2 separate regions of the Homo sapiens genome follow, and region 1 is linked to region 2. The links are chromatin loops, found by intact Hi-C in ENCODE. Cell type or tissue: CD4-positive, alpha-beta T cell. All regions are shown on one strand. Links, peaks and the distances in the headings refer to the core of each region. The heading gives the core; the rest is flanking DNA. Region 1 overlaps LOC124901081 (a long non-coding RNA gene). Region 2 has its middle 20 kb from the start of PSD2-AS1.

Region 1 (8,000 bases), core at 1-8,000, 480 kb before region 2:
GTGTGCAGTGGGTTCTGTTTGTCCTAACAGAACAAAACATAGTCTTTTAGATTTTTAAAAAATATTCCTCTGGAAAGCCTTAATGAATGCCACATTCTAATCCCTAGTCTTGCCCCATGATATGATTTATCACTTTTTATTAAAATTCCTCAATGCTTGCCCTGTTGTGTCTTGAAGAAACTGTGGGCCAGAATAAGAATTTCAAGACATTTTTAAAATTTTTATTTGAGACAGAATCTCGCTCTACTGGTGGCACAGGCCTCTACTCCCAGTTACTTGGGAGGCTGAGGCAGGAGAATTATTTGAACCTGGGAGGTGGAGGTTGCAATGAGCCAAGATTGCACCATTGCACTCCAGCCTGGTCAATAAGAGTGAAACTCCGTCTCAAAAAAAAGAATTAAATGAGATCAGGAAAACAAGACATGAACAATATGAAGTTCAACAAACAGAAATCATTAAAAAGAACCAAATTCTGGAGCTAGAGAACACAATGACTAAATTGGAAAATTCCACAGACGTTTCAACAACAGACTCAAAAAAAGAATCAATGAACTTGAGACAGATCACTTGAAATTAGTCAGAGGAAAAAAAAATGAAAAAGTGAAGCCTATGGGACACCATCAGGTGAACCCATATACGCACTTTGGGTATTTCAGAAAGAGCAGAATAAAGGGCAGAAAGTTTACTTAAAGGAAACTTCCCCAATCTAGAGAGACAAATGAATATCCAGATCCAAGAACCCCAAATATATTAAAGATATCTTGACCAGGACACATTATAATTAAACTCTCAAAAGACAGAGTTTTGAAATTCATATATAACCTTTTCAAAAACTCCTTTGTAAGACCTGACCCCATCCTCTTGCCACTGCTAGAAGAGCAGCTACTGGTTAAGTTTTCTGTTTTTAAGTAGCCTTAAAAAATGACCTGGTTCCAGGGCATTAAAACTGTCCCAGTAGATTTCTGAGGTGTCAACTCTGCTGCAGACAGCATAACATTCAAAGGCTCTGCATTTGTCTCTAGCTGCAAGATCATAGGCAATCTTCTTTTTAAAAGCTATTTATTTATTATAAAATAGAAATGGGGTCTCACTGTGTTGATCAGGCTGGTCTCGAACTGCCCTCAAGTAATCCTCCCACCTCGGCCTCCCAAAGTGCTATGATTACAGGTGTGAGCCACTGTGCCTGGACTTTTTAATTTTATTATTTATTTCTGTAGACCTCCTCTGTGGACAAGCTTCTTGATATCTTATGTGAAATAGGAATAATGGTACGTTGGCCAGGCACAGTGGCTCACACCTGTAATCCCAGCACTTTGGGAGGCTGAGGCGGGCAAATCGCTTGAGGTCAGGAGTACAAGACCAGCCTAGCCAACTTGGTGAAATCCCATCTTTACTAAAAATACAAAAATTAGCCAAGCTGGTGGCACGGGCCTGTAATCCCAGTTACTTGGGAGGCTGAGGCAGGAGAATTGCTTGAACCTGGGAGGCGGAGGTTGCAGTGAGCCAAGATCATGCCACTATACTCCAGCCCGGGCAAGAGAGCCAGACTCCGTCTCAAAAAAAAAAAAAAGGAATAATGGTAATTAAAATGTGTTATCAACTGCTTAGTAGAGCATGTAAATAGTGGTCTATTCTGCTAGACTCCTGAGCTCCATGAGAGCAGAGACCTTTTATTTTGTTTTATTTTGTTTACTATTATGTACTGGCAAGTGCCTAGTATACAATAGTAATAAATAGTCTCTCAAATATTAGTTGGCTGCTGAATATCAAATGGTTGACCTCAAAGGTGTGAATTCCATAATTCCATTTTGTCGTCTTTTAGGACTTTTACCTTTGTCAAGCTTAATTTTCTCATCAAAAGAAATTTCAAGAAAAATGTCATTGATGACAGGACTCCTCATATTCACATAATATATTTTAATGGATTTTGTGGTGTCAAAGTATATGTCCCCAATCTTTTCTTGCTTTTTCCTCTACTCAAAATTGGAAAAGGTCCTCATTATAATCTCAAATCCATACTCTATTCTGGCATTGAAAGTTTCATTACAGGGCTGGGAGAGGAGGCTCACGCCTGTAATCCTACCACTTTGGGAGGCCAAGGCGGGTGGATCACCTGAGGTCAGGAGTTCGAGACCAGCCTGGCCAATGTGGCGAAACCCCATCTCTACTAAAAGTACAAAAATTAGCTGGACATGTTGGCGCGCACCTGTAATCCCAGCTACTCAGAAGGCTGAGGCAGGAGAATCGCCTGAACCCGGTGGGCGGAGGTTGCCGTGAGCCAAGATTGCGCCATTGCACACTAGCCTGGGCAACGAGCAAAACTCCGTCTCTAAAAAAAAAAAAGTTTCATCATTAAGCTGTACCAAACTTGTCACTTAGACCTTTCAAAGTCTCACCAGCAATTCTTGCTTTGAAAGGCCCCATTCTTTACCATTCCTGATGCACACCCACTCCCACACCCAAATGTGAATACAGCTTTTTACCCATGCCTGCTCACAAACAGGCCCACTTTGAGGTCAAACTCCTTGTCAATCTCCATCAAACCAAGATCCTAAGGGCTGGAAGTTTGTCTTTTCCATCATTGTAGAATGTCCTTCATGAAATAGGCATTTGATGAATGAAATCTTGCATTAATTTTGGTGGCCGGGCATGGTGGCTCACACCTCTAATCCCAGTACTTTGGGAGGCCAAGGCAGCCAGATCACATAAGCCCAGGAGTTCGACACCAGCCTAGGCAACATAATGAAACCCCGTCTCTACAAAAAATACCAAAAAAAAATTAGCTGGGTTTGGCGGCGCGCTTCTGTAGTCCCAGGTACTCGGAGGCTGAGGTGAAGGAACACTTGAGCCCAGGAAATCAAGGCTACAGTGAGCCAAGATGGCACTAGTGCACTCCAGCCTGGGAAACACGAGACCCTGTCTCAAAAAACAAACAAACCAACAAACAAAAACCAAACTTTTTTTCCTTTGTGTCTTTTTGCTGATAAGCCCCTAAGCACCTGTTATATTTCTTTTGAATCTCCCACATCATCACTAAGTTCCTCAATAAATAATTACTTCGTTGAAAAAGTTTGACTTTCTCTGCACGATCACCAGATGGCATTAGAACCTTATGCAAACATGGGTAGGTGTGTATCTGAACTGAGATTTGATAGGCAGTCATGTTTCTGTCTGCCAAAGGACCAGAGGCTGTTGTTTCATCTAATAGTTGAGAACAAGATCAGTTGGAATCAGACTTGCAGAGTAGAAAGCAGATCAGCTTTTGAGTGGAAGACTCAAGAGTCACTGAAAAGTAAGATTCCCTCCAAAAAAATTTTGTCTTTCCAAAGCTAGCTACATGGTGGGTTTAAACATCATCTCTTTTTTTTTTTGAGACGGAGTCTCACTCTGTCGCCCAGGCTGGAGTGCAGTGGCACAATCTCAGCTCACTGCAAGCTCCGCCTCCTGGGTTCACGCCATTCTCCTGCCTCAACCTCCCGAGTAGCTGGGACTACAGGTGCCTGCCACCACGCCCAGCTAATTTTTTTTGTATTTTTAGTAGAGACAGGGTTTCACCATGTCAGAAAGGATGGTCTCGATCTGACCTCATGATCCACCCGCCTCAACCTCCCAAAGTGCTGGGATTACAGGCATGAGCCACCACGCCCGGCCACACCCAGCTAATTTTTGGATTTTTAGTAGAGACATGGTTTCATCATGTTGGCCAGGTTGGTCTTGAACTCCTGACCTTGTGATTTGCCCGTCTCAGCCTCCCAAAGTGCTAGGATTACAGGCGTGAGCCACCACACCCGGCCAACATCATGAGGGAAGCCCCAGCCCTTGATGAATCCTACCAAATTCCTTTTCCAAGCCTGTCAAATGATTGGCCTCAAAGATGTGAATCACATTTTGTAAGCTTTGCTCAAACCTTTGAAAAACAGAAAATAACATACAGATGTAAGATTGCAGTTCCACTTTCACAATGGCTATTTAAACATTTTCCTTGCCTGGGCGTGGTGGCACACCCCTGTAAGTCCCAGTACTTGGGAGGCTGAGGAAGGAGGATAGCTTATAGCCCAGGAATTAGAGGCTACAGTGAGCCACAATCAAGCTACTGCACTCCATCCTGGATGAGAGAGCAAGACCCCATCTCTAAATATATACCCTGTCTCTAAATTTATAAATATGATAAAAAATACATAAATATATAAATTTCCTTCTTGCAGCTCCAGCTCTCAACAGAAGACTTTCTCACAGAGTAAATTGATATTAGCTGACTATAATGTCCATGTCTTCCTTCTACCAATCTAATGAAATTTCAGCACTGTCTGCTCCATACCTCCTGTTACTGTAAAGGAAATTATCTTTCTTCCCTATCCTTTCAGGAACCTCTATTATGGATTATCCCATCTCCTTGTCTTTCCAACAATTCCTTCGTTAAGATATCCTTACTGCCAATTCGTTGTGCTGAAGTCCCTCACGTAGTAAAACAAAAAACCCTTAATCCTGCTTTCTCTCCTCTAGTCTCTTCATAGCCAAAATTTTCTGCATTGAGTACTTTTTGTCTTCCTTCTTCCCATATTCAGCCTTTCCAGTCTATTTCACGCTTCAGTGGAAGCAACTCTCAATGTTACCTGATATCCATGTTGCTAAATCTTGTAGATGTCATTGGTCTTCATCTTGACCTCTTGGTAGCATTTGACCCTGTTGATCACTTTGTCCTTGAAGTATTTTGTTGTTGTTTTCAAGGCAACACAATTTCTGTGCTTTCCTTCCTCTGCCTTCCCTTCATATATACATATATTTGCTTTTCTCCCCCTACCCCTGTCCACTAAGTTTCCTTTGCTATACTTGATTAAAGTTCCTCAAGGATTGGCGCTCAGGCCTCTTTTTTCACTGCATCCACTTAAGGTTCTTTTTTTTTTTTGAGACAGAGTCTTGCTCTGTTGATCAGGCTGGAGTGCAGTGGTGTGATCATGGCTCACTGCAACCTCAGCCTCCCAAGTAGCTGGGATTACAGGCGAGCGCCACCACACCCAGCTAATTTTTTATATTTTTGGTAGAGATGGGGTTTCACTATGTTGGCCAGGCTGGTCTCGAACTCCTGACCTCAAACGATCTGCCTCCCAAAATTCTGTGATTACAGGCATGAGCCACTGCGCCTGGCCGCTCTTTTTTTTTTTTTTTTTTTTTTTTTTTTAACAGGGTCCTGCTCTGTTGCCTAGCTGGAGTGCAGTGCCACCCCCTCCCAGGCTCAGTCGATCCTTCCACATCAGCCACCCCTGACCCTGTCTACCCCTGCCCCGGAGTAGCTGGGACTACAGGTGCGTATGCCACCACGCCTGGGTAATTTTTGTATTTTTTGTAGAGACATGGTTTCACCATGTTGCCTATGATGGTCTTGAACTTTCTGGCCTCAAGCGATCGGCCCACTTTAGCCTTCCAAAGTGCTGGGATTACAGGTGTGAACCACTGTGTCTGGCTTTAAGTTTATTTTTCAACTCCTGTTACTTCGTTTACGGCATTAACTTGTAAATTTGTCACTAACCCACAATCTTTCCCTGGGCTCAAGACCCATATATACCACTCCTTACCTTAAAATTCATGTGTCCCCAACTGAACTTGCGTTGGATAGTATTAAATAGGACTTGTATTACCCAGTTTATCTTAGATTCTGCATTTGAATTTGTAACCCCAGGGAAATGGCCCTTTCCTACATCTCCAGCCCTTTTTAATGTCTATGCACAGGAGGCTGAGGCGGAAGGATTGCTTAAACCCGGGACGCAGAGGTTGCAGTGAGCCATGGTCACACCACTGCACTCCAGCCTGAGCAACAGAGCAAGACCCTGTCTCCAAAAATAAACAACACACCAAAAATTCTGCAGTTTCCCAAAGTCTACCTCAGAGTTTTCACACATTCTGATCCCTCTGCCTGGGGATGCTTTATTCCCTTCACCTAGTTAATTGCCTACTCGTCAGATATTAGCTCAAACCTCAGTTTCTCAGGAAAGCTCCTCATTCCCTCAGATTATTCACTCGTCTCAAATACATATTTATTGGTTTAATGTCTGCATAAAGTGTAAGCTCCATGAGGGCAGTGCCTTTGTCTCCTTTCCTGCTCTTTGGCTGAGGCCTAATATATTGACACAGTAGGTACTCAAGAAATATTTCTTGTATCACTGACTAAATTAGATTGAGATAAAGTAATATTGTGAATCAGTGGCTTACTACTTATTTTGTAGATAAAACAATTTACCCTGTCTTGAGATGGTAACTTCATTTTTTTTTGAAACGGAGTTTTGCTTTTGTTGCCCAGGCTGGCGTGCAATGGCGCGACCTTGGCTTCACCGCAACCTCCGCCTCCCGGGTTCAAGCGATTCTCCTGCCTCAGCCTCTCGAGTAGCTGGGATTACTGGTATGCACCACCATGCCCGGTTAATTTTTGTATTTCGAGTAGAGACGGGGTTTCTCCATGTTGGTCAGGCTAGTCTCGAACTCCCGACCTCAAGTGATCCACCTGCCTCGGGTTTCCAAAGTGCTGGGATTACAGGCATGAGTCACCGCGCCTGGCCAAGTAACTTCATTTTTATGGCTATGCCATTTCAGGTAGTGCTTCGTTGAGGCATCAAGACTCCACTGACCAGCTTTTTCACTTTATTGAATTACATAACCTTTTTTTTTTTTTTTTTTTTTTTTTTGAGACAATGTCTGACTCTGTAGCCCAGGCTGGAGTGTGCAGTGGTGCACTAGGCTCACGGCAACCTCCGCCTCCGGCTCAAACGATCCTCAGCCCCGTCCTCCGTACCAGGTGAGTAGCTGGGACCACAGGCGTACACCACCACGCCCAGCTAACTTTGTGTTATTATTATTATTTTAGTAGAGACGGTGTTTCGCCACGATGCCCAGGCTGGTCTGGAACTCTTGAACTCAAGTGATCCACCCGCCAAGGCCTCCAAAAGTGGTGGGATTACAGGCGAGATCTACCGTGCCTCAAATCACATAACCTTTTAATGTCTCAGTTTTGTGATCTACCAAATGGTATCCCACAGTAGCCGCCTCTCAAGGTTATTGTAGGGTTATGTGTAAACTGCTTATTGCATTGCCCACCTTATAGAAAGCACTCCATATTATAATCATTAACTGTGCTGGAAAATTCCCAACTCTCCAGATGCGGAGTTCTGCAAGGATGGTTGGGGAGAGAGTTGCAGCCAGATTAGGTCTCCAAACAATTTACTTAAGCCTCTGAAGGCCGGAGCTCAAATCCCTCCAACCCGGGTACCTAACCAGTACCTCAGTCCCAAGAGTGTATTGCATTCAGTCAAATTCACCAAAAGGCGGCGGTGGTCTTTAGGAAGGAAAAGGCTCGCGGTCCTCCGCCTCAACGACCCTCCTGCACAGAATTCCTGATTTTAAAAACCAGCTGGCCACTTTGGGAGGCCGAGGCGGGCGGATCACAAGGTCAGGAGATCGAGAGCATCCTGGCTAACACGGTGAAACCCCCGCCTCTATTAAAAATGCAAAAAGAAATTAGCCAGGCGTCGTGGCGGGCGCCTGTAGTCCCAGCTACTCCGGAGGCTGAGGCAGGAGAATGGCGTGAACCCGGGAGGCGGAGTTTGCAGTGAGCCGAGATCGCGCCACTGCACTCCAGCCTGGGTGACAGAGTGAGACTCCGTCTCAAAACAAAAAACAAAACAAAAAAAACAGCTGGCTGGGCGTGTAGGCTCACGCCCTTAATCCAATGCTGAGAGGCGGAGGCGGGAGCACTGCTTGAGCCAAGGAGTTCCAGACCAGCCTAGGCAAAATAACGAGACACCATCTCTACGGAAAAAATAAAAATAAAAAAGTTAGCTGGCCATGGTGGTGCGAGCCTGTAGTCCCAGCTACTGGGGAGGCTGAGGTGGGAGGATCCCTTGAGGATAGGAGTTCGAGGCTGCAATGAGCCATGATAACGCCAGCGCACTCCAACCTGAGCAACACAGTTTATTTATGATAAATAAATAAACATACCTAAATAAAAACCA
Region 2 (11,529 bases), core at 1,607-9,606:
TTTCCCAACAGCAGCCTGCCCCGGGGATCTCCTGGTCCCAAGGTCAATGTTAGGCTGATAGAGGAAACGTAGCCCTTCCCTGGTGGTCTAGTGGTTAGGATAATAAAAATAAATACACAAATAAATAAAAGGGAAATACAGTCCTTATCCCCAAGATGCCATAGTCTCAGGGAAGATGTGTGAGAGAAGAAAGACTCAGGGGCAAATACAAACCACAGCATTGCCCATCAACATCTCGGAGTCCCTGCTGCGTGCCAGGCCTGGTGCTCAGTTTTTTGCCTGATCCACTTCACTGAGTCCTCATGACCACTTGTGAGTAAGATGTGATGTCAGCCCATTTTACAGATGGGAAAATCAAGTCACAGAGAGGCGAAGTCACTTGCTCAATGTCACTATGCTTGTGAGCACAAGGTTGGGATTTGAACTCAGCCTTCTCCTCCATTCTTTCCTGTCTCCCAGAAATCATTTCATCAGTGTTGTAGAATTTCTGGCCAGAGGATCTGGGCAAAGCTGAGTCAGTCTGTTCACCTGTCAGGGTCTCCATGCTTCTGGCTGTAAAAGGGGCTTCGCACAGTTGTGAAGTGGGGATGTGAAAGAGCAGCCAGTCCCTGCCTCAGCCCTATAAGCCTGTAAGTCCCTCACAGGGTCTTCTTTCCGTCCTTTCTGCTGTAGTTCCCCTTCACTCCTCCTCCGTGGACACCAGTTTCCCTTATTTCCTGTTTCCCTTATTCCTTGGCTTAGATCAGCACCCCCTAACCTCTGCTTTCCATGACCCTTGCTTGGAGGAGGAGATGTGTGTGCGACAGGCAGTGTTAAATAGCCCACCGGCCTCCATCTGGTGCTGTTTCCTGACTGCTCAGGGAGATCATCCATGGCTTAGGACCAGTGGGGACACTGTTGACTTTGTGATATATGTTTTGGTCAGGAACCCCTGGCTGTCTGCAGCCCTCACCCTGCCTGCCTTTTAAGGTGAGTTCCCAATACCAGGCAGGGCTCTGGAAGGCAGCTGTCCAGGAGTACCTCATCCCAACCATGAGGACCTGAGGAGGGTCATTTAGCCTTTCTGAGCCTCCGTTTCCATAGCTGTAAATCAAGGATAATAATAATGCCTGACAGATAGTAAGCATTCAATAATTTTTATTTTTATTTATTTATCTTTTTTTTGAGACGGAGTCTTGCTCTGTTGCCAGGCTGGAGTGCAGTGGCGTAATCTCGGCTCACTGTAACCTCCGCCTCCTGGGTTCAAGCAAGTCTCCTGCCTCAACCTCCCAAGTAGCTAGGACTATAGGTGTGCACCACCATGCCTGGCTAATTTTTGTATTTTTAGTAAAGACAGGGTTTCACCATGTTGGTCAGGCTGGTCTTGAACTCCTAACCTCAGGTGATCCACCTGCCTTGGCCTCCCGAAGTGTTGGGATTACAGGCATGAACCACCACGCCCAGTCCTTCATTCGTTTTTTCTTAAGACAGGGTCTTGCTCTGTTGCCCAGGCTGGAGTGCAGTGGCGCAATCATAGCTCACTGCAGCCTCAAACTGGGGCTCAAACGATCCTCCCACCTCAGCCTCTTGACTAGCTAGGACTACAGGTGTGCACCACAATGCCTATCTAAGTAAAGAAATGTTATGTATAGACCCAGGTATCCCCTGTATTGCCCATGCTGAGCGCTCAATAATTGTTGCCTATTGTTAGTTGAAGTACCAGGTTGCTTGTTGAGGTCACAGAGGGGTCAACCAATTGTCACCCTCTTCTAGCTTGGCCCTAGATGGCCTTTTTTAGCGTGTCCAAGAGAGGAGGGTCATCTACCCTGCAGACAGTACTCCACTCAGAAAGGCTACAGACCCCTCCCGGCAGACCCCTCCCGGCAGAGCCAGCCCCCTTTCCTGCCAGGGGGATGGCAGGACAGGAGGCCTGGCTGGGGAGGTGGTGGGGCTGTGGCAGCAGAGAGGGGAGGCAAAGGTTGGCAGAGTGGGGAGAGATGGCCTGGGGGGAGAGCAGCGGAGTCGCTGGGGAGAGAGGGAGGCTGTTGCGCTATAAATACCTTCCAGGTAACAGGACCCATAAATGAAGGGAGGGAATTAGTCACATTCTGCAGCGCCTCAGAGAGAGGACAGGGAGCAATGACCTGAATCCACGGAAGGAAAAAAATTAGGCTAACCTTGTTGGGTGAGGGGGAGGTTAGGGGCCGGATGCTGTGCCTCCTCAGTGGGGTGCCTGAACAGGCTCTGCTGGGCGGGCCCAGGGAGGAATAACCCTGGCAGGAGGGGTCTGGAAGAAACATCTTGTCTATTCCCTCCAGATGTGTGAGGTGTGTGGGACTCTTCCTTTTCTTCTCAAGGATCTCCTGGCCTCTCTCTGAACCTCACACCCATTCCTCCTGGGAAGTCCTTCCAGGAGTCTAGCCCAGTTGTTCTTCACGTCACTCTGAAGCATGTTTTCATTCACTGCGCTCACTGTCTTTAAGCCCTGGCTCCCCCTGGGGTGCCCACCTTGTCAGGCATCTAGCTCTGGGGTCATTCCCTGGGTTCCCAATCAGGCAGAAGGATCTTTGCCGGGGAAGGCAAGAAGGCCGTGTCCTACTTCCACTCTGGACTCAAGCCGAGTGGGCCCACTTGTCCCTTGCTGGGATGATGACCATGGCCTGTGCTCTAGTCTCCTAGCTCCAGCTTCACCTGCCCTGGGCCAGCCCCTCACCCCCAGGGTTGCCAGAGCAATAGTCAGGCATGCCCTCCCTTGCTCACACCTTCCCTGCTCCTCTCGGAATGGAGGCCAGTCCCCTCGGCCTGGCACAGCGAGCCTCCAGGATTGGCCTCCAAGCAGCTTCCTAACCACATCTTCTGCCTTTGCTCTCACACCCAGCCTGCCAGTCTACATTCTCCAGGTCTTTGCACCAGCTGTTCTTTCAGCCTAGTGTTCCTGCCTCTTGCTATGCCTGGTCGACTTGCGTTTTCTCCCAAGACCCGAGCTTGAGTCTGAAATTCTCTCTGCTGCCTCCCCAGCTGAGTTGGGTCCTCCCTCATCTGTGCTTCGGAAATTCTCCAGCAAAGGTAGTCTGGGGAAGTCACCAAGATCCAATTGGGAAGTCCAGCTCTGCCTCACCCTGACTACATGGCCTCTGGTGAATAGATGAGCTCTCCTGTGCCTCAGTTTCCCCATCTGTGAAAAGGAGTTCTCACAGTGCTTCCCAAGGGTTTTACAGTTTAGGCAAGATCCTGCATGAGGAGGGCTGAGCACACAGTCAGCGGGTGGCTGTTGTTGGGGTCACAGTATTGATCACACTGTTTCTGTGTCTGCCTCCCCTGCGGGCTGCGAGATGGGGAGGGAGGGGGGCAGTGCAGCGTCCCCGTGTGACTTGTCGCCGCCACAACCGCAGTGGCCAGCTCGCGCCTGGCACTGAGACCGTAAGCAAATGTTTGCTGAATTAATGAGTGGGGGCTGCAGGGAGGGCTTGGGCTGCAGTTCCGCCTGGGCTGCTGCAGCTGGGGCGCGTACGTACATCCGTGTGCCCCTGGGAGTGTGAGTGAGGGGCGCCTGTGGGTGGGGGAGCCATATCCGTGTCCCGGGGGTCTGGCGGCGCCGTGGGCAGCCTGGCGCGCCCGCTCCCTGGGGTCCCCGCCGAGCGCCTGCCTGGCTGCGGGACCCCGTTGCCAGGAGCAGTCAGGATGCGGCAGCGTCTCCATGGCAACGCGGCATCTCGAGCCGCGCGCCGCCCTCCCCCGGCGCCCCGCAGTGGGCAGGAGGCCGAGCCTGGCAGCCCCTCCCGGCCCAGCAGCCAGCAAGCTGGGCCAGGAGGCCGAAACCTGATGGGAGGGGCTGAGCAGGGGGCTCCTTATTTTCTAGGGATAAGGGGCTGACCTGCCTTTACTTCCCACCTCATCTGGGGGAGGTAGATAATAGAGCCTGTCCTCTGTCTATGAGCAGCACCCTCCACACCCGCCAGGAAAGCAGGAATAGGTTCTGGTCAGGGCAGGATACCCTCACTGGCGAAGGGACATTTCTGATCTAAGTCCTGGCTGTGAAAGTGGCGCTGTTGTGAGGGGCACTGAGGCACAGCCAGGGAAGTGCCATACTGTTCCAGGGCTTCAGTGTGACCCCAGTGACTTCCATGACCCACCCGATGTCCACCCATGTCCCCACTTCTCATAGATAATGCCCAGTACCTGCCACGAACCCTTCCAACGCCCCCTCACCCTCTCAGTTGTGCCATATCCCCAGACCCACTCAGTACTTCCCACTGCGGGTTCCGTGACCCTCCCACCCCTGGTTCCCACTCAGTGCCCCTTCTGCTCGCTATCTTCACACTGCCTTCCAGTTCTTCCCAGCACACAATGTCTCCAGTTGTTATTCAGTACCCCCAGTGCCTACGCAGTGGTACTTCCAACATGCACTCAGGGCCCCCGTTACCACCAGGAAACCACCCAGCGCCCTCTTTCCAGTTTAGGCTTGGTACCACTTAAATAGCCCCCAGGGACCACCCACTGCCCCCAGTACCTGCCCGGTGGCCCCCAGTGCCCTCCTATTAATCGGCCCAGTACCCTGCACATCCACTGTAGTTCCCCACCTCTTCGTACTTCTGTTCACCTAGTGCTAACCACTACAATCTCGTTCTGCCCAGTATATTCCCACCATGCAGCCCCTTGCCACATTATTTCCAGATAAATCCCCATTCGCCCCCTTGCCCACCTCCCACCCTCCAAGCCCAAGCTCCGCCGGGCCGCAGTGCTCGCAGCGGCCAGGAGGGGGAGAGAGCGAGTAGTCAGCAGGAGACCGAAGCGCGGGGCGCGGCTGGGGAGAGGGTCGAGGGGCAGCATCCAAGGCCGTCTTCTTACAAGGGCTGAATCCGAGCCCAGGGTGCGGCTGCGTTCCGGGGGGGTTCCTCCCGGAGTGACCGCACCCCTGCCCCGCATCTTCTGCAAACCCCTCCGGGTCCGCCGCCACCGCCGCCGTCGTGGCTTTGGCTCTGAGAAGGGGCGCGCGCCCTCTGGTGGCTGCTGAGCAGTACAGCTTCCTAGGCCGATGAGAGGACGCCGCTCTGGCCCGGGGTGGTGCGTTCGTTCCCTCTCTCTTTCCCTGTCCTCCTTTTTTGGGCCTGTCCTCAAGCTGGCGGCGATGGGGTGACGGCAAGCCAGGCCCCTCTGTGGTGGCTGGGTAGAGAGCCTGGGGTCTGGATGAAGGGAGAACATTGGGTAGGGAGGTGTGGAACCAGGGCCTGGGGAGAGGGACCGCGGAGCAGAATGGTGGTGGGGGTGGATCGCTGAGTCCACAGATGAAGGACTAACAGATGGATCTGAACTCAGGAAGTCTACAATCTGAGCTGTGATTCGATGTGCTGTTTGTAGAAGGGGGCGATACAGGATTGGTGGCAGTAGGGTGAGGCCTCCCTTCCAGGCCTGGCAGTTCTATCTGGCCCTAAGCCTTTCATGGGATACTTGTTGATGGACCTACCCTTCGATGACTCTGTTTCTGCCTCTGCCCGTCTACCAGCGCCTAGCCTTCTTTTCACCTGCCTGGGCCTGTTTCTCAGTCTTCAGCAGTCCTGGAATGGTGGGGGGCACCCTCTCCCTGTCCCACAATATGGGGTTTTCTCTCCTCTGTGTATGGGGGAAATGGATGGAGCTAGAGCAGAAGGGACCCAGGTTAGACTCTTGCAGTCTGTCCTGAGTTTAGGTGACCTTGGCCTGTAGGACCCTCCATGGTTAGATCTGTGATTTTGTGCCCATTCCAGCAGCCCCACCTCGATGGATTAATAAGTTCCCTTAGACTTAAAGGTCCTTAGAGATGCCTCCTCCATCCTCGCCATTGCCTGGCTGGGGAAACTGAGACACCCAGCAGGTTAAGAATTGCTCTAGGGCGAATAGAGGGGTAGGCATCAGGATAGTAAGGTGATAAAGAGCACTGACTGGCCTGGGTTTGAGTCTGGGCAAGTCCCTTCCTTCTTTCTTTCTTTCTTTCTTTCTTTCTTTCTTTCTTTCTTTCTTTCTTTCTTTCTTTCCTTCTTTCCCTCTTTCCCTCCCTTCCTTCCTTCCTTCCTTCCCTTCTTTCTTTCTTTCTTTCTTTCTTTCTTTCTTTCTTTCTTTCTTTCTTTCTTTCTTTCTTTCTTTCCTTCTTTCTTTCTTTCTCAGAGTCTCGCTCTGTCACCCAGGCTGGAGTGCAGTGGCACAATCTCGGCTCACTGCAAGCTCTGCCTCCCAGGTTCACACCATTCTACTGCCTCAGCCTCCCGAGTAGCTGGGACTACAGGCACCCGCCACCTTGCCCAGCTAATTTTTTTTGTATTTTTAGTAGAGACAGATTTCACCGTGTTAGCCAGGATGGTCTCGATCTCCTGACCTCGTGATCCGCCTGCCTCGGCCTCCCAAAGTGCTGGGATTACAGGCGTGAGCCACCGCACCCAGCCACCATCTTTCTTTCTTTCTTCCTTTTATTTTTATTTTTTAAAGACAGAATCCCACTCTATTGCCCAGGCTGGAGTGCAATGTCACGATCTCAGATCACTGCAACCTCCACCTCCCGGATTCAAGGGATTCTTATGCCTCAGTCTCCCAAGTAGCTGGGATTACAGGCATGCACCACCATGCCCAGCTAATTTTTGTATTTTTAGTAGAGACGGGGTTTCCCCATGTTGGCCAGGCTGGTCTCGAACTCCTGATCTCAAGTGATCTGCCCACCTCGGCCTCCCAGAGTGCTGGGATTACAGATGTGAGACACGGCATCTGGCCCCTCCTGTCTTTGTAAGCATCAGTTTTCTTATTTATAAAATGAGGATCAAAACTCTACCTACTTCCCAGGAGAGCTGTAAAGATTCAGTCAGATGAGGATGATATTGGAGAGAATAATAACAATGATTGGAGCTGTTAATAATGTTAACTGAGCACTCACTTTGTGCCAGGTGCTGTGCAAAGTGATTCAGCACATGCAATCCAAGAGGTTATATACCAGCTTGACAGAGGTAAGGCTCTTGCTCAGAGGCTCTCAGTGATGACCAGCTCACAGGCAGAGTGACAAAGCCCCTACCAGGTCTAGTGCCTGACCCCAGGGCACCAGGATGAGTTCCAGAGTCCTCTGCCTCAGCTAGGGCTGGAGGCAGAGAGAGGGACAAGAAGACCTTGAGCTGTCCCCTGTGCAGTGCTCCCCTGTCCCCTGGGCCTGGCTCAGATATCTGGCCCCCCGCCAGGGAGGGCAAAGGGGCTGGTTGATGGAGGTAGCACGTGTCCCAGCCTGGGCAGCTGAACCTGGGGGCCTTGCCCCGGAACCTGGAACCTTTCCTGCAAAGGGAATATCCTACAGCAGGAAGGAAGGAAGTGGGGAGGGGGAGGAAGAGGAGGGAGAAAGGATAGGACAGGCCCCAGCTGGGAGAGAGTTCTCTCCCAGACAGGCCAAGAAAAGAGGACCTCTGGACTCCAGGCTGAGAGGCCAGTGGGCTGGTCACCCTGGCTGCGGTTTAGATGTGTGTAGTGGGGGAGAGGAGGGCATAAAAAGAGAATGTGACCCACTCACTGCCCTCTGTTTCCTCATTTGTGTAACAGGTATAAAAACACCTTCCTTGGCCAGGCATGGTGGCTCAAGTCTGTAATCCCAGCACTTTGGGAGGCCGAGGTGGGTGGATCGCCTGAGGAAGGGAGTTCGAGACTAGCCTGACCAACATGGAGAAACCCCCGTCTCTACTAAAAATACAAAATTAGCTGGGCTTGGTGGCGCATGCCTGTAATCCCAGCTATTTGGGAGGCTGAGGCAGGAGAATTGCTTGAACCTGGGAGGCAGAGGTTGCTGTGAGCCGAGATCAAGCCATTGCACTCCAGCCTGGGCAACAAGAGCAAAACTCCATCTAAAAAAAAAAAAAAAACAACACCTCCCTCCCTCCTGGGCTGGATGGGAGTAAAAAAGTGAGGTCAGGAATGTAAAGAGCCAATCGGGCCTGCAACATGGTGGGTGCATCATGCCTCTCAGTCCCTCCACCCTGGACTAACTGTCTGATCTGTAAGACAAGACAGTAGCTCATGCAGAGTCCAGACTCCCACAGCCTGTGAACTCATGCGTTCAGTCAACAACATTATTGAGCACCTACTACGTGTTGGGGTCTGGGGCTATTGCCCTGAACAGGAGCCAGTCCCTGCCCTCATGGAATTCTGTCATTGGTGGAGGGTAGGGGAAGATGAGTCACCAGGCAGTGATGTTGGAGAAGCACAGGGCCTGTGACCCAGCCTGGTGGGTTGGGGAAGACTTCCTGAAGGAGGTGATATTCATGCCAGGACCCAGAGGGAGTGTGCATAGTCTGAAGAAGGAGCATGGTGGGAAGAGGGCTCCAGGCAAAGGGAAGAACAGGCACAGAGCCTAAGACCCAGGGCAAGCAGGGCTACGGCTGCAGCAGAGCAGGTGGCGGCGGGGGTTGGGGGAGAGGAGGACGGGCCTCAGGCCTCAGGGATAGGGCTGTGGGTATTTTCCTGACAGCAAAAATCCAGAGAAGCTTCTAGACAGGGGTGGCATGGTCAGAGTGCGATAAGTCCCAATGGAGGGCACTCAGGGCCTCCATGTGACCTGCTACCTCTATGCCCTCATCTCTCCCAGCTCCTCTGTGGGGGGCAGCCAGGCTGTAGCACTTGTGGCTCCTCAGGCTTCCCACCTTCCTTCATTATAAAGACTTCTCCCCTGCCTGAACTGCCCTCCTGTACTGAACCTCACCTATGGGCAGGGGACTGTGGTGGCTTGAGTTCTCATCTGTCCAGCACTTGCCCAGCCCTTCAGGGACACACCTTTGTTCCCTAAAGGTGAAGTGAGTCATAGATGCCCCACCTTCACCTCCTACCTGGCCATGGGTGGCCTTGTGACCCAGGCTGGGTCAGTCATTGCACTTCGGACTCAAGACACTGATGGTGGCAGTGGGGGGCAGTGCCCTGAGTTGGGCCAGCCACAGTCCTCCTTGGAAGTTTCCATCTGGCTTGCGGTGAGGGTGGAGGTGGGGCAGCTTCATTGACGTGGGGTCACACAGGGCCCCATGCTCACCAGGGCCTGCTTACCTTAATGCTCTGCTGTAGCTGTCTTGAAATGTCTCATAATTTCATCTTTGAACTTGTGTTTTGTAAGTGGGGTCCAGTGGGACAGTGGAGCATGCGGTACACAGAGAGGTAGAACCTGGGTGTCATGCGGGCCGGCTGGGGCTCCTGTGTGCATGCAGTGCTGGTGATGCCCGTGAGCACAGGATTCTGATGACCCCACCACATGTGGGGGCTCAGCAAGACTCAAAGTGAGTGTAAGGTAAGCTTGTTATGTCTACAACTGAGTAAGAGGAACGCTGACAGCCCTGAGGGACCTCACCATCCATTTCAACCAGAACTTGCCAGATGCAAGAAGAAGGCAATTGTGTGCTAAGAAACATGAACAGGGCCTGTCTTGGTGACTCACGCCTGTAATCCCAGCACTTTGGGGAGCTGAGGCAGGTGGATCTCCTGAGGTCAGGAGCTCGAGACCAGCCTGGCCAACATGGTGAAACCCCATCTCTACTAAAATACAAAAATTAGCTGGTCGTGGTGGCAGGCGGACTATAATCCCAGCTGCTCAGGAGGCTGAGGCAGGAGAATTAGGAGAATTGCTTGAACTGGGGAGTCGGAGGTTGCAGAGAGCTGAGATCGCGGCACTACACTCCAGCCTGGGCAACAGAGCGAGACTCCGTGTCAAAAAAACAAACAAACAAACAAAAAAACATGAATGGCCCAGGAACCCTGCTATAGCCTTCTTCCTCATGTTATTTCGCTGGATAAGCCAACCGCTGACACTAATCATGATGAGCTAGGACAGGGACAGATCAGGCAACCTGTAGTTCCTTTCCTTTCAGCCCCTCCTCACACATCATAAGCTAAAAGCAGAGCATGTTGAGAGAATGTGCATAAGTCAAGAAAAGAAATGAAAACAGTTGAGTAAGTTTTGTGCCCTTTCCCACCATTTCAGGTAAGATGAAATACACATGTGTGCACAAGGTACTGAATACAAATTATACGATTTTGATGATTCTGCATATGAGTTAAACACCCTTATATTTGCATTTAAAACTGACATTGCACAATAGAAAGATGAATAGTAAAATTCATGCTAGTCATTTAGATTTTTCATTTTTCTTTACTTAAAATGATATTTAACAAATACAAACTCATGACAAATCTAGAGGCAGACCAACAGAAAAGAAGCGAAGCTTTATATATCTCTAGGTACAGATACATAGATACTTTTATATTTTAGCGCCTTTATTATTAGGCATTTCCCTCCTGCTTTTTGAACAAGAAGCTCCACATTTTCATTTTGTGCTGGGTCCCATGTTGTGACTGGCCCGGGTGGCGGAGTCTCTATTTTAGGGTGAGGAATTGCGGGCCTGGGGACCCGGGGCTGCCCCACCCCTGGGCACTCCCTCTGTGGTGGAGCCGCCGTGGTGGGTAAGGCCCTGAATAGCCTGAGCGCAGGAGTGCAGGCAGGAAGCAGGCCTGCTTTCTTTTCTTTTCTTTTCTTTTTTTTTGAGATGGAGTCTCACTCTGTCGCCCAGGCTGGAGTGCAGTGGCACAATCTCGGCTCACTGCAAGCTCCGCCTCCTGGGTTCACGCCATTCTCCTGCCTCAGCCTCCCGAGTAGCTGGGACTACAGGCGCCCGCCACCACGCCCGGCTAATTTTTTGTATTTTTAGTAGAGATGGGGTTTCACCGTGTTAACTAGGATGGTCTCGATTTCCTGACCTCGTGATCCGCCCACCTCGGCCTCCCAAAGTGCTGGGATTACAGTCTTGAGCCACCGCGCCCCGCAGCCTGCTTTCCTTTCTATAACATTCTTCCCAGCTGGTGCAAGGTCTGGCTGTCCCTGGAGTCTGGCTCTCTCCCTGGTGTGCCACAGGCTATTTAGGGTCTGGGGCAGTGTAGCGCATATGGGGAAGTAAGTTCTCTCAGACTTCAAGATGCTGTTGCCCCTGGCCTTGGGGGGCATCTTCACTGACCACTGGGCTGCCATCCAAGGACCACGGTCCAACCCCTTCCAAGGGCAGGGCCTGCAGAGGGGCCTCAGAAACGGTGTTGCGGGACTGGAGATGGGCTTCTGTCTCCTCGCTCCCAGCACCCTTCCCCAGCCAGGTGAGGGAGAGGTAGTGGGTTCTCTCCTTGGCTTGCTCTTAGGGGACAATGAGAGGAGGAACGGAAAGCCCTTGGCAGGGATCAGTTAGCAGCCAGGCCTCCTGTGCGAGGCCCTCTCCCTAGAGGCAGAGGGAGTGGGAGTGGGAGTGGAAGGGCAGCTGGGTGGGAGGAAAAAGCGTCCCCAGACTGGGTCCTTGAAGGCAGCACAGGGGGCATTAGATCCCTCCTCCCGCTCTATGACTTTGACTCTAGTCCCAGACCCAGCAGCTCAGCCAAGTTCTCTGAGCCTGTTTCCTTCTTTATATTGTGGCTAATGACTATACCTGCCCCAAGGACTGTTGAGAGCATTCTCCGAGCCGATCTGTAAAAAGCATTTGGTGCAGAGCTGGGCACTTAGAGGTCTCGGTTCATGGAGCCCCTCCTCCCCTG

What was found. Peaks named below come from ENCODE experiments on the same cell type or tissue, not always from the same donor. Only the 100,000 strongest peaks of a DNase experiment are listed, where the experiment ranks them.
Region 1: a loop joins it to region 2, with 5 times the contacts of the local background. A loop is called at or near these places in 2 of 110 quality-filtered maps.

Annotation. Positions count from the first base shown.
Region 1 is chr5:139,285,288-139,293,287 of GRCh38, forward strand. LOC124901081 (a long non-coding RNA gene) reads right to left here. Exons shown (of 4, transcript XR_007058956.1): 1 at 7,987-8,000; 2 at 1-23. It also overlaps a transcript of MATR3 not described here. Among named protein-coding and RNA genes, the nearest start is that of MATR3, 4.5 kb to the right of the region's middle. In CD4-positive, alpha-beta T cell, for the core only: a CTCF peak has its summit at 3,098 (motif pointing right); a DNase peak (open chromatin) is centred at 3,134; H3K4me3 peaks cover 492 bases; H3K27ac peaks cover 50 bases.
Region 2 is chr5:139,760,898-139,772,426 of GRCh38, forward strand. It overlaps a transcript of PSD2 not described here. Among named protein-coding and RNA genes, the nearest start is that of PSD2-AS1, 20 kb to the left of the region's middle. RefSeq lists enhancers at 1,410-2,073, 2,074-2,736, 2,737-3,400. In CD4-positive, alpha-beta T cell, for the core only: CTCF peaks have their summits at 4,806 and 5,010 (motif pointing left); DNase peaks (open chromatin) are centred at 3,674 and 4,964; H3K4me3 peaks cover 655 bases; H3K27me3 peaks cover 2,188 bases.